Regions from separate parts of the Homo sapiens genome. Here region 2 is linked to region 1. Evidence: read pairs that join two places in POLR2A ChIA-PET (ENCODE). Cell type or tissue: CD4-positive, alpha-beta T cell. All regions are shown on one strand. Links, peaks and the distances in the headings refer to the core of each region. The heading gives the core; the rest is flanking DNA. Region 1 overlaps DISP3 (dispatched RND transporter family member 3). Region 2 holds the start of LOC105376735 (a long non-coding RNA gene).

What was found. ChIA-PET counts read pairs that join two places held together with the same protein. Peaks named below come from ENCODE experiments on the same cell type or tissue, not always from the same donor. Only the 100,000 strongest peaks of a DNase experiment are listed, where the experiment ranks them.
Region 2: POLR2A ChIA-PET joins it to region 1 with 5 read pairs; 2 of 35 experiments call an interaction of 5 or more read pairs at or near these places.

What each region holds. Positions count from the first base shown.
Region 1 is chr1:11,484,735-11,492,069 of GRCh38, reverse strand. The region is part of intron 1 of DISP3 (dispatched RND transporter family member 3); the gene reads right to left. Among named protein-coding and RNA genes, the nearest start is that of DISP3, 9.2 kb to the right of the region's middle. In CD4-positive, alpha-beta T cell, for the core only: no CTCF peak of the experiment used is centred there; no DNase peak of the experiment used is centred there; H3K27me3 peaks cover 400 bases.
Region 2 is chr1:10,913,922-10,921,256 of GRCh38, reverse strand. LOC105376735 (a long non-coding RNA gene) reads left to right here and starts at 2,524. Exons shown (of 3, transcript XR_001737778.2): 1 at 2,524-2,744; 2 at 4,007-4,261. In CD4-positive, alpha-beta T cell, for the core only: no CTCF peak of the experiment used is centred there; a DNase peak (open chromatin) is centred at 3,166; H3K4me3 peaks cover 913 bases.

The DNA of each region.
Region 1 (7,335 bases), core at 1,989-4,488:
GCTCACTGCAAGCTCCGCCTCCCGGGTTCACGCCATTCTCCTGCCTCAGCCTCCCAAGTAGCTGGGACTACAGGCGCCCGCCACTACGCCCGGCTAATTTTTTGTATTTTTAGTAGAGACGGGGTTTCACCGTTTTAGCCGGGATGGTCTCGATCTCCTGACCTCGTGATCCGCCCGCCTCGGCCTCCCAAAGTGCTGGGATTACAGGCGTGAGCCACCGCGCCCGGCCAATTATTAACTTCTTAGCCAGCCAGAGCCCAGGACTGGCCCCTGCTGTAGGCAGGTCCCCAAGTCAACTGGAGCGGACTCCCTTATTCTCTGCCCCAAAGATCCTTGGACTTTTACGTGAATCGGAGTCACTAGGCATACTCGTTAAAGTGCAAACTCTAGGTCAGATTCCAGGTCAGAGGAGGTGGGGCCCAGGAATCCGGGTTTTGTTTTGTTTTGTTTGTTTGTTTTGAGATGGGATCTCACTCTGTCACCCAGGCTGGAGTGCAGTGACACTATGATGGTTCACTGCAGCCTCGACCTCCCGGGCTCGAGTGGTCCTCCCCGCTCAGCCTCCCAAGTAGCTGAGACTACAGGTGCATGCCACCACACCTGGCTGTTTTTGTTTTTTGTTTTTAATTTTTTGTAAAGATGGCGTTTTGCTAGGTTGCCCAGGCTGATCTCAAACTCAAGCAATCTTTCTGCCCCAGTCTCCCAAACTGTTGGAATTACAGTAGGTGTCAGCCACCATGCCCAACCTGGAATCTGTATTTAAACCACCTCCCCAGGTGATTCTGATACAGGCGGTCCAGAAGCATTCTTGGAAAACCCCTGCTGCCCTGGTCATCCTCCCCTGTTCCCAGTGGCTCCCTCCAGCAACTGATTTAGCCTTGGCCTCCCCACATCCCTCCACCGTGGCTCACATGTGTCCCTGGAGGTCCGGGGTATGGACTCAGGCTGCTGTATCTCTAGCCAAGGCTCACTCCTCAGGGTGTCTTTTCCTCCATCCATGGGGAGGGAAGAAATGATGGCATTTGGGCCAGCCAGACAGGGGGATACAAACAGCACACCCAGATCTGCCAAATAGCTCTTCTTGGTAGGGCCAGACAGTAAAAGGAACTAGAAGTCCAAGGGCTTACTATCTGCCAGGCCCCTTAAAAGGGGACTAGGTGGGGAGTTTACCATCCATTGAGCACTACTGTGTGTCTGGCACATGGGAGGTGCTTTATTTATTTATATCACGTCTGATCCAACCCCCACCCTACAAGGCTGCTTACAGAGCTGAGCTGGATTGGAGCCTCTGGAGGTAATGTCAGAGCCCATCCTTTTAGCCACCGTGCCCTGATGCCAAAAGGAATTCCACCCGACTAACCCTCTCTGGCCACCTCCTGCCCCTGCCTGCACAACTCAGGCCTCACCTCCAAGACCCATCAGCACTGGAGCCTGGAGCCCACAAAGCAGCCTTGGCATCAATGAGGAAAAGACAATGGAAGCTTAATAAAATCACCAACATGGCCGGTCACGGTGGCTCACGCCTGTAATCCCAGCACTTTGGGAGGCCAACGCGGGCAGATCACCCGAGGTCAGGAGTTTGATATCAGCCTGGCCAACATGATGAAACCCCGTTTCTACTAAAAATACAAAAAATTAGCCAGGCATGGTGGCGGGTGCCTGTAATCCCAGCTACTTGGGAGGCTGAGGCAGAAGAATTGCTTGTACCCAGGAGGCAGAGGTTGCAGTGAGCCAAGATCATGCCACTGCACTCTAGCCTGGGCAACAAGAGCGAAACATCATCCCAAAAACAAAAACAAAAACAAAAACAAAAAACCCCAGCAACACTTACAGAACCTGTGAAATATGACCAGGTTCCCAGATGCCCCTGGCCTGACGGGTCAGCAGGTTCCTGGAAACTCTCACTGCAGGCCTTGGCCAATCCGTCCAGACCACCCCCACCCCCGACATCTCTCCCACCCTCAGTCCCAAGTCCTGGGTGTATGAGGCTGGAGATCACAGCTGCCAAGTACAGAGGAACCTCTGGGCCCAGCAGCCAGTCCAGCACCCCAGCATCTAGACTGCTGGGTTAATAAAAGATAAAAAGATCCCAACGATATATGACCAATAACTACGGCCATGAAAGCCAAATTGGCTTTCTTCCTGGCTGATGAGCTCAGGGCCCTTTTCATTCTGAGACGTGATTAACAAATATGTAAAACAATTCTCTCAGCATCTCATCTTGGGATCTTGCTGCAAGTTCAAGCTTGGGGGCAAGGGAGGTGGAGGAAGCAGGGGATCTGTGCCTGGGGCAGCAGAAGTGGCCCCAAGGACTTGGGGTTGGAACCTGCCTGGCCACTCGCCTGTGTGACCTAGAACAAGTCACTTAACATCTCTGGATAGGTAGTTTCTCCGTCTGCCAGATGGGGAGCGGGAAGAGATGCTCTCTAAATCTTCTGCCTCTGATTCTCAGTCAGAGAATCAGACTGAGGCAGAGCAAGGGGGGCTGGATGCTGGGAGAGGCTCCCCGTCACCTCTCTGCAGAATAACTGGAGGGGGCAGCATGCAGGGATCCTGCTGTCTTTGGAGGGGAGCACGCACAGGGGCCTGGCCAAGTGGCAAGAACAGCTGAATAGCCAATAGCCACGTACTGGGTGCCATCAGCTTTGCTGGGACACAGCAGGTGGTCACCTGCCAGTTCCTAGCTCTGCGGAAGGCTTGGGAGACTGCAATCCCTCCTACAGCCCCAGCCCGCCCAGACCACAATCTGTGGGTCCAGAGATGTTGCAAAACTCTTCTTTGCCCCATAGCGCCCAAAGAGAAGCTGGAGGATACATCAGAAGCTAAACGTGCTCAAACCTGCTGAGGGGCCGCCATGAGGCACTCGGGATGGAGCTCTGGGAGAGGGCTGTACCCGCAGCCTCACTGCCTGGGAAGGAACAGAGAACCTTAGGGCAAATCTCTTTCCCTCTGAGAACTTGGGGCTCCCCCGTCCCCTGCTGCCTGGGCCTGTGAAGGGCTGAGGAGACCAGCAGCAGATGAAAGGGGCACAGTGAGGAGATGGTGGAGGCTGCCCTTGTGTTCCTGAGCCAGAGCCCTTTCTCTTCCCATCCTCAATCCTCTCATCGCGGGGGAGGCGGTGGGACTGAATCATGTTGCATCCACGCAGCAAATTCCAGCTTCCAGGTCATTTTTGCGTAGGTTTTCTCCTCCTAGGAATTATTTCCAATTTGCAGACAAGAAAACTGAGGCTAAGGAAGTGAAGGGACTTATTTGAACCTGATTTCTGATGAGCTCAGTACCCTTCTCACTGTGGTAGATTTTATTTGAGTCTTACATGTTTGAAAATCTCAGGGTCCTAGAATCAGTCCTCCCAACCCCCACTTGGGTGTCTGTGCATGCATGCACGCACGTGTCTGCAAACACACACACACACACACACACACACACACAGAGCATCTGCCCTCAGCCGTTCTGGTCACAGCTTAGGTACAGCGCTGGCTGGACTGTGGGTCCCACGGAAGGGAGGAGGGTGGAGACATGAGAGACTGACCTTCAAGTTCCCCACCACGGGTGCCCAGGTGGAATCTCACCTTCGGTGCCCACCCAGGTCAGTGGCTCCAGGGAAGGCTTCCTGGCTCCCTTGGTGAGTGACAGCTCAGGCATGGATAGTGGGGAGCAGGTGTCCATCCAGGAGATGGGCTCAGTACCCCTCAGCCCCTGGGACCAGCACAGAGGCCCTTGCTGTGGGGTGGGGGGAGTCTGACACTGGTCTCAGCCTCAGCACCCCCTCCACAATGATGCAGCTGCCTACGGAGACAGGAGTCCGGGGCTGGTGCTCAGCCTCTAGGGCTGGGGATGGAAAGTGGCCCCTCAAGTACTGACCCCCTCCAACTCTGCTGCCTTTCTCATAAAATGCTTGGGAGGCTCAGGGCCCCAGGAACTAAGAACTGCTGCTCCCAGCCCCAAAGGCCAGGAGAGACCCAGCGAAGCTACCTGGGCTCAAAAATCTCAGACTGCTTCCCTCACACCCCCACCCTGCTCAATGGTGGAGTGTTATCCAAAGTTTAATGGGAACGCCCCTCCCCACGCACCAGTTATTCCATGATAACGGGGCTCCGTCTATTCCATGATAGAGGGCCAGGACACAGGAGTGTGACACAGGAGAGAGGATGGGGTAATTTAGGGCTGGGGAACCAGTTGAGAAGGTCAAAAGTGTTATAGGGTCCTTGGGGTCCTGAGGCAGCAGCTTCCATCCGCTTTCAGCCTCCTGGGTTCCAATCCATGCCACAGCCAGAAGCCAGAGACATCCCAAGACCAGAGGGTCCTGCAGAATGGGATGAGGGTGGGGCAGGCAGTGAGAGGGCAACGCTCAGGGAGTCAGTCTCTCTACTGAACCTGAGCCAAGGGTGTTCTGGGCCCCTCATTACTCCAGGACGGGGGAAGCAGCTGGAGGAGGTGAAGCCTGGGAATGCTCTGAGAGTAGGTCTGCAGAGGGAGAAATAAGCTACTTAAGCTACTTAGTCTTTTAGGCTGGTGACAGCGGGAATGATGCAAATTGATTTCTATTCAAGTGCTGTCCCAGGCAAGGTGGTGGCAGGGAAGGCAGAAGCCTCCTTTTCCCGAAGCAATCACCTCCAAGCGCACCTGCTGAGCCTCAGAGCAACTTCTGAGCAGGGGTAGCGGTGGCAGCCGCCCCATTACCCCAGAGCTGGGCTCAGCTGCCCATTCTCCATGTAGCTGCCCGTTCTCCATGTCCCCTCAGGAAGGGAGGACATCCATGACTCTCTCCAATCCAGAGCCAAAGCTCCCTCTCCCCCTCCCCAGGCTCCTCCGACTCAGGGCACTCTGCTGCCGACCAGGGTGGCTTCTCAGCTTTTCCTGGGGTGGGGGACATTCTTTCAAGACTGGGGGGATGAGGACAAGAGAAGGACCCTTCCCTTTGTCCATACTTGGGGTCAGGCCCTGCCAAATCAAAGCCCTGACTGTCAAAGTCCCTCAGCCCCATTCCCCAATTCATACATTTACCAATTCATTCACTCATTCTAACTTCATTCACTTATTGGTGCTTGCTATATAAAATGAGGACTTTCTGTTAAATCATCATAATCTGGCTGGGTGTGGTGGCTAACACCTGCCACCCCAGCACAGTGGGAGGCCAAGGCAGGCAGATCACTTGAGCCCAGGAGTTCAAGACCAGCCTGGGCAACATAGGGAGACCTTGTCTCTACTAAAAGTAAAAAACTTATCCGGCGCGTGGTCATGCGCACCCGTAGTCCCAATTACTCAGGAGGCTGACGGGGGAGGATTGCTTGAGCTCAGGCATTTGAGGCTGCAGTGAGCTGTGATTGCAGCACTGCACTCCAGCCTGGATGACAGAGAGCTTATCTTAAAAAAAAAAAAAATCTTAATCTTAACTTAGTGATGTCTTCAACTCCTTTCCTCCTGAAGGCTCCATGAACCTTTTCACCCCAGATCTATTCGCATGTTCATTAACTCCCAAGAACGCCAGTTGGCTGACATGTCCCTGTTCATTGCAGATTCCTGGCTCTGTTACTCTGGGATCATCTGCTGGAAGTCTCTGGAGCACCAGGTCAGAAAGTCAGAAACCCTTGGAGGGAACCCACAGCAGCTACTAGCTTGTAATGCACACTCTCAGCCAGCCTTTTCCCAGCTTCCCCGGCTAAAGAAGGGAAGGGGGCGGGGGTTCTCTTCCGGCTGCTGACACTTCTCCAAAGCCTGATTCCTCTCTAATGTCTCCCAGGCCTGGATTGCAGGGAGGAACAAAAACCAACATCCTGCCTTTGTGAAGTCACAAGATGATGCCTTAAAACCAACAAATACTTTTCAACCTGGGCGTCCCCACACACGATCATGTCCAGAGGGGTGCAAGTCTCAGCTGTGTCTACATGGAAGGAAAAGGGGGAAACATCTGGATGAAAGCCAGCAACGTCCTGCCACTCTGCCAGATGCTGCCCACATCTGGACATTCAAAAAGTGATCTGTTCGGTGGCTTAGCAGTCGAGAAGCAAATGGTCAGCCCACATCACCCTATCCATCAGAACACAGAGCCCGAGTCCCTATGCACAATTACCCAGATTACTGAAGGACTCATAAGGTACTTTGGCTTCAATCATACTCATCCTCAAAGGCCCAAATCAAGTGAAAGTAAAGGCCAGAGTGTGGGGCTCAGTCCTTGTGCGCATGGCAGCTGGGTCCCATCTCCACTGCTTATTAGTAAGCTGCTTAGACTCTCTGCACTTCACATTTCTCATCCTTAACATGGAGATAACAGTGCTATCCCCCTTGCTGAGCAGGTATGAGGATGAAATGAGATCATATCTGTAAAGTTCTAAGCCAGGGCCCGGCAGGTAGTAAACATTCAAAATATGTTGACTGTTATTATCATGATCATTATCATCAGGGTGATTGCCCTGCAGAGCTCCCCAACGAAGAACAGAGAGATCTCCCAGGACAGTGCAAAGGTCAATGCAGTTGCAGGGTGTGGGGGACACATACTTTTCCCAAACCTCCCAGGAACACCAATTTGCCACAACCTTCCCCACCCTGACCCCCGTTGAAGCTGCCTTCCCCAGAGACAAGATCACCACATCCTCCTTCACGACAGGAGTGGCTTCCAGCTGGCAGTCACGTCTCCTCTATTAACAAGGCTTGGCAAAGGACACATCATCCAGGTGCCAGTGTATGTGCTGGATGCCCCGAGCAGATGGCTGGGCGGAGTGAGCCTTCTCCACTGCACCCTCCTCCTACCAAGACATCAAGCTCATGGACAGTCTAGTTGCACTGGGGGCAACACCTACAGGAAACCTTCCTCCTGACCCTGGAGAGACCACTTGACTGGATCATGCCGTCTCAGCCCCAGGGGACAGCTGGGTCCCTCTTCTACTGTGGTGGGGGGCCTGGCTGAGACACCATTAATCATCTATCACCTCTGCTCCTTCAGCTAGAGGTCCTGGGGGGTGGGAATGGGGACTCTGATGAGCTCTACAGGGACAGAGACAGAGACCTTTCCATTAGGTTGGTGCAAAAGGAATTGGGGGTTTTGCCATTACTTTCAATGGCAAAAATCACAATTATACTTTTGCACCAACCTAACACTTCTACAAGCCCACACCTGGCACACAGTAGGACTACTCAGGCAGATGCTTGTGAGATGGGAAATAATGGAGAAGGCCTTTTCTGGCAAAGGAGGTTGAGGTCCCTGGACACTATCTCCCAGGACATCACTCTGTGGTTCCAAGAAGTGCCCCTGTAAATGGTACCTGCTAGAATCTAAATCCATGCCAATCCTTCCCACTGTCCTTACCACCCCCTTGTTCCCAGGTCAAGCTCACT
Region 2 (7,335 bases), core at 1,693-4,192, 570 kb after region 1:
GGGTGGTGAGGTTGGAGGGAACAGTCGTGTGAGTTAGAGGTTACAGTTGATGCTGGGGTTAGTGCTGGTGGTGATCATGGAAATGAGGCAGGTGGTGTTCATCAGTTTCTACCTGAAATCCTTCTCACTGTGGTGCAAAATCCGTGGCAGCCCTGATTGTCATCAGCTTGTCACTTCTCATTGAAGATCCATATATATTGCAGAACTCCAACCTGTCAATCTCTCATAAAACAAGATGGAAAGTCGGGGGTGAGGTTCAAAGCCACTTCCAAGAATTTACCTCTGTATATACTTGCTGAAGTATTCAGAATAAGAGTGTTCATTGAATCGTTGTCTATTGCAGGAAAAAAATGAAAACCTACCGGAATGTCTATCCATAGGAGAATGGCTAAATAAAATATGGTCTCTCCATACTGTGGAATATTACACAGACTTCAAATAGAATGAGATAGATCATTACGGACTTCTGTGGAAGGATACCCATGATACATTACTAAATTAAACAACAAATTGCAATCATATATGCTATCCTATTTTTTTAAAAGTATATACAGATGCATGTTTGTACACGCCAAAAAAAAAATTGTCTGGAACCACACACAAGAAACTATTATCAGTGGATCTCTAAAAGACACTTCACTTCACATGCTTCTGATCTGTTTGAATTCTTTGCCTTGAGCAGTTACTACTTTAATCTAAAAGTAAAAAAAAAAAAAATACACAATAATGCATACAAGGTGAGGTGGGGCGAGATTATTCTCTTTATTCTCGAAATAAGGAAACGGAGTCATGGAGGGGAGGTGTTGTCCTGACTTGCCTGGGTGGTTGGCCCAGGGAGCCTGTGTGAGGAACTGGCTAGACGGGAGACCTCTGGTCTGGTTCCCAGTTGCTGTTCCCCTACTGCCTTTCTTGGAAGCACGGTCCTGCCTCCCTGCCTGTCCCAGGGCAAAGATGACCTCTGAGCCCTGCTCAGCCACCAATGGCGACAGGTAGCTGTGGCCTGGGCCAGCCCCTTGTCGGTCTTTCCTCCACGTCCTTCTTCTCCCACGTGGGTATCCCATAATAGCCCCATTGGCTGTGGGGAGGTGTGTGAATAGCCCCACTTGCTGTGGGGGGTGTGTGCTGGGTGGATGGTGCAGGTTTAGGGGGCTGAGGATGAGGAAACAGAGGAGCTCTTCCTGAGCTATAGCCTGAGGCCCACTGCCTCATCATCCCCTGGGAAGTGTGTTAGGAACGCCGGCAGGGCCGGGTGCGGCGGCTCACGCCTGTAATCCCAGCACTTTGGGAGGCCAAGGCAGGTGGATCACCTGGGGTCAGGAGTTCGAGACCAGCCTAACCAACCTGGTGAAACCCCATCTCCACTAAAAATACAAAATTAGCCTAGCGTGGTGGTGCATGCCTGTAATCCTGGCTACTCGGGAGGCTGGGGCAGGAGAATCGCTTGAACCCAGGAGGCGGAGGTTACAGTGTACCAAGATTGTGCCATTGCACTCCAGCCTGGGCAACAAGAGTGAAACTCTGTCTCAAAAAAAAAAAAAAAAAAAAAAAAAGAATGCTGGCAGGCTGGGTGTGGTGGCTGAGGTGGGCGGATCACTTGAGGTCAGGAGTTCGAGACCAGCCTGGTTGACAGGGTGAAACCCCGTCTCTACTAAAAATACCAAAATTAGCCAGGCGTGGTGGGTGGTGGGCACCTGTAGTCTCAGCTACATGAGAGGCTGAAGTAGGAGAAGTGCTTAAACCCGGGAGCCGGAGGTTGCACTGAGCCAAGATCGTGCCACTGCACTCCAGCTTGGACAACAGAGACTCCGTCTCAAAAAAAAAAAAAAAAAAAAGAATGCTGGTTCCTGGGTTTCGCCCCTGACCCAATAATCTGAACCCTTTGAAGAAGCAACCAAGGCTTGGATTTTATGGGATCTAGCTACAAGAACGATGTGAGACGCACCTCAAAACTGTAGTTCTCAACCCTTGTTGCCCATTAGAATCACCAGGAGTACTTTAAAAAATACAGGGGCTCAGCCGGGCGCAGTGGCTCACGCCTGTAATCCCAGCACTTTGGGAGGCCAAGGCGGGCGGATCACGAGGTCAGGAGATCGAGACCATCCTGGCTAACATGGTGAAACCCTGTGTCTACTAAAAATACAAAAAAATTAGCCAGGTGTGGTGGCGGGTACCTGTAGTCCCAGCTACTCGGGAGGCTGAGGCAGGAGAATGGCGTGAGCCCAGGAGGCGGAGCTTACAGTTAGCTGAGATCGTGCCAGTGCACTCCAGCCTGGGCGACAGAGCGAGACTCTGTCTCAAAAAAAAAAAAAAAAAAAAAATACAGGGGCTCCAGTGCCACCCCAGAGATTCTCAAGGGTCTGCAATGTGGCCTGGGCATTGGTAATTTTTCAAAGCCCCCAACTGGTTGAATGTGCAGCTGGGCCTGAAAACCACCAGCCTTCTATGGTCATGACATCAGAATCTCTGGGCTGGAACCCAGGCATCTGTGGTTTTTCAAATTCCATGGGAGATTCTGATGTACAGGCAAACTCAAGAGCCCTTGATGTGGAGCCTCGCTTCTCAAAGTGTGGCTCTTGGACCACAGCAGCAGCAGCATTACCTAGAAGCTTGTCAGAAATGCAGAATCCCAGGCTCTCGACCCACCCAGACCGACTGCATCAAAGCCTGAACATTAACAAGATTCCCGGGAGACTCATATGCACATTGCAGTTGGAGACGCAGTTGGAGAACTGAGCTGAAGCAGGGTAAGTTTAATGTTCTAAACTCCCAACCCTAGAATCACCTGGGAGCTAAAAAATCTCAACACCCAGGCAGCACTTACAGTGCTTCACAGGGGGGCATCAGTGGTTCCAAAGGTCCTCAGATGCCTCCAGTGTGCAGGGCTCAGAACCCTAGTGTGGAGGTTTAGCTGGGGCAGGGGTGCAGGGTAAGGGCAAGGTTGGATGGAGGTGATCTCGTCACAGTTAAGGGCACTGGGGGTCCAGCCTGGGTTTTGTTCCACTTCCTATGTCCTGTGATCTGGGGAAAGTGATTTAACCCCACTGGGCCACAGCTTCCTCATCTGTAAAACGGGGATAGGAAATAGTACCACCCCTTGCTCCAGGGCTGTTGAGAAGATGAAATGGGTTAAACCACATGAAGGGCTTTAGTGTGGCAGCTGGCTCTCAATAAGTGCTTCATGCCAGCTACTGTTTTTGTTACTGTTTGGCAGAATCTGCCAGTGGAACACAGAGGGTTAAGAGCCTGTTGTCTGAAGATAAACCCGCTGTGCTAAAGTGTGAAGTGTGGGCACACCACTGAACCTCTCTGAGGCTCGCTTTCACATCAACAATACACAAAACATGATAGTACCCACCTCGCCGGTCTCATCTGTGCCTGCTCTTGCCCGCCTGGAAGCCACACATCCCAAATAGACATGATTCCATAACGTGAGCACAAGAGAGAAGAGGAGATTTTGTTGACAATTTTCTTTCTTTCTTTTTCCTTCTTTCTTCCTTCCTTCCTTCCTTTCTTTTTTCTTTCTTTCCTTTCTTTCTGTTTCTTTTCTTTCCTTTTTTCTTCTCCTTCCTTCCTTCCTTTCTTTTTTTCTTTCTCTCTTCTATTTCCTCTCTTTCTTCTTGAGAGGGTCTCACTGTGTCACCCAGGCTGGAGTACAGCGCCACAATCACGGCTTACTGGAACTTCCTCATCTCAGGCTCAAGCAATCCTCCCACCTCAGTCTCCAGAGTAGCTGGGACTACAGGTGTGCACCACCACACCCGGCTAATTTTTGTATTTTTTTGTACAAAACAGGGTTTTGCCATGTTGCCCAGGGTGGTCTCAAACTCCTAGGCTCAAGCGATTCACCTGCCTTCATCTCCCAAAATGCTGGGATTACAGGCGTGAGCCACCACAACTAGCCTTTGTGGACGGTTTCTTGGAGAATCAAGGAAGAAGTTTCATTTCACACCCCCAACAGCAGAAGCTTTACTAAAGCAACCATTGGACATGTGTTTCTTCACTCCAGGTTCCTCTGCCCTGCCGGCTGCTTGTTCTCTCCTTGTCCCTCCTCCCACAGCCTCCGGAAACCCCATCTGGGGAGCTGTTCTGCAAAGCTGCACCTTATCCACCTCCTGGAGCAAAACACGAGCTACCTGCCGGGGACTGTTCAGAGTGCTTCCTGCGAAGTCTCCCACTCAGAAGTCACAGCGATCCTAGGAGGTAGATCTATTCCTGTGCCCGTTTTACAGACAAGGAAACTGAGGCAGAGTTTTGGTAACCGGTAAGTATGGAATCATGGTTCTACTCCAGGCTCTGTGCCTGCCCCTTAACCTTTCTGACCTCTACTGTGCTGTTCCTCAGGCGGTGGTGGTGGAGGAGGGTCTTACTCCATCTACAGAGGGCAGGGGAGGACAGATTAGACCTTGTTTTGCACAGTGCATTCATTTAACAAATGTTTGTTGAGCACCTACTATGTGCCAGGTGCCAGGGACACAAGGGCGTGTCCTTGTCTTCACAAGAAATATGTGGTTCCTGTCTTCCCAAAAAGATTGATTGAGTTCTTTGAAAAGAGATGAAAAAGGCATCACCTAAATCAAGAGGGTCCTGGACACAGTTTTCAGACTCTCTGAACCTCTGGAACTGCTTGGCCTCTAGTCCAACGTTGCTCACCCCCACCTCACAATTGACCCAGACTCAAGGGGGATGAGCCCCTCCTCCCTGACCCTGGGCCCATCAGGGTTGGTCTCTGGTGACAGAGGAGCAGGGTGGGGTTGCCTGGCCACAGGACGCTGGCCCACAGGTGGGCTGCAGCCCCCACCCAAACCCCAGCAGTTCTCCGCCAAGATCTGGGTGTCCCCCGCCCACTTCCTCCCTGGCTCTCCCCTCCCCAAAAGCTGGTAATTGGTAGACAAAGGAGTTTCAGACAGTTGGGGACCTGCGTCCTTTGAGTCCCTGAAAACATGCTATTATTAATTAAAGACTTTGGCTTCGGCGGGGCCCAGGCCTGCCTTTTCCTGGCTGGGCCTCAGACTTCTGTCTCTCCAGTCGTCTCTTCTTGCTAAATTTTTCAGTGTTTTTAACATCAGACTGATGTTACGTATAATTACCAACTTTGCACCCAAATTATATTTGACATGGCTTGTGTGGGAAATTAGACCATTTCAGCGCCTACAAATTCACCTGGGAAGCCAAGGCAGGCATGCGGGCGTGCCGGGGGGGAAGTAATTTAAATATTACATGTGCCCTCGTGAAAATGCCAAAACTCTTTAAACTGCCAGGAAGAATTCTGTCTTCCCCTCTGCTTGCCCCCCTCCCCAGTCTACTGAGTGCACTGAGGGTTGGGAAGCAAAAGGGGCCTTCAGGCAGGGGCCTTCAGGGGAGCCCTTTCCACTGGGACACCCCTAGGGAGCAGGGGAGGGGCCTCCGGAGATGCCGACTGGAGCCCTCGTGCCACCTGTACGGGGAAGGCCCATCGCAGTGGTGTCTGTCTGTCCATCCATCTGTCTGCCCCTCCCTTCTCTCCCTCCTGCTTCTGACCCACCTGTTCCTGTACCAGGGAGAGGAGGCTCCACCCACTCCGGGATGTGGTGGAGGGTGGAGGTGGGAAGAGAGTGGCCACAGCACCCAGAACCCAAGCCCTGCTGGGATGCTGAGGCGGGGGCTCCGTGGCCAGGCTAAGTGACAGCCTGTCACAGAAGTCCTCTTTGGACCAGATAGGGCTGCCTCACAGGGGTTTCAGTTTGTCATTTCAGTTCAACAAGTCCTGAACACTTACTCTGTGCCAGGAATTTTGCTGGGCATTAGGGATCCAGAGAAGAAGAAAATCCACTTCATTCATTCATGTGTTCATTCAACAAACACCTATTGATCACCTATTATGTGCCAAGTGCTATGTAAGGGGAATATAGAAATTTATTTATTTATTTATTTATTTTATTTTTTAATTTTTTGAGATGGAGTCTTTCTCTGTTGCCGAGACTGGAGTGCAGTGGCGCGATCTCAGCTCACTGCAACCTCTGCCTCCCGGGTTCACGCCATTCTCCTGCTTCAGCCTCCTGAGTAGCTGGGACTACAGGCGCCCGCCACCACGCCCAGCTAATTTTTTGTATTTTTAATAGAGACGGGCTTTCACCATGTTAGCCAGGATGGTCTCGATCTCCTGACCTCATGATCCTCCCGCCTCAGCCTCCCAAAGTGCTGGGATTACAGGCGTGAGCCACCACGCTCAGCCGAATATAAAAGTTTAAAAGATTCATTTGTTTATTCACTCAACTCATACTAAATAAGCACCTACTATGAGCCAGGCTCTGTGCTGGGTCACAGAGAAGAAGCAGGCAGTCCCAGCCCTTACTGGCTCATAGTGAAAATGGGGAGACAGGCTTCTAGGCAAATAATGAGTTACTGGGTCCATCAAATTGGAAGGCCAGACTCTGCCCCAGTTGCTCCCTTGCTTATAGAAGCTGCCTGGTGGAGGGAGGGAGACCCTGATGGCTGCTAAGCACTGTCACCTGGACCTGTGAGTCTGAGAGACAAGGCAGGGGCTCTGCAGCCAGCAGGCCACCCTTTCCTGGCCCTGAGGCCCGTGGTAGGACCCCCGGAGGGGAGATATGGGACCCAGCCTGGCACAGTCTAGGAAAGAAACCTCTTTCTTCCCTTCCTGGGCATCGTCCCTGTTTTAGACTACAAAGAGGAGAGCTGGCTCTCTGTAAGGTTCAGTGTCTTCTGGAAGCCATGCTGGGCCAACTTTAGAGGCAGCGGTACAGGAGCAAGGATAGGGGAGCTGAGGCACCCCCTGCAGCTCCCTCCTCCCACCTGTGCCTGGGAAGGTCCAGGACCAGAGAGAAGTCAGCCAGAGCCAGGGGTTCTCCGCCCAGGATAAAGGGACTCCAGAAAGACATCCCTCCCAGGCCTCAGAGCCTTCTAAGACTGTGGGGGATCCTGGAACCCCAGCTCTGTGTGGATGCAAGGAGGGGTGGTGTTGGGTGGCATCCTTTGGGGACCAACCAAGAAGTCCTAATCCCAGACACCAGCTTCTGCCCCTTAGACTGGTGGCTGTGACTCCCCAGGGCTTTCTGGGCTTCTTTCCTCTATCTCTGGCTCTTTTTCTTCCCCCATGTGCTGGAGTACTCAGCCCCATTAGCCCAGCAATCAAGATCGTGCATGGTCCTTGTAGCCGATTGTGTTTTCTGAAGATGCCGCAGCAGCGTCTCTCATCCATAGGTTCTTCTTACAGTGGTCCTCCTTTCCAGTGGAGGGCTCTGTATCCTCTCCCCTGGAATCTGGGCAGAACTTTGTGAATGCCTCAACCAATGGAACATGACTGCAGGGACACTACTTGATTTCCGAGGCTAGATC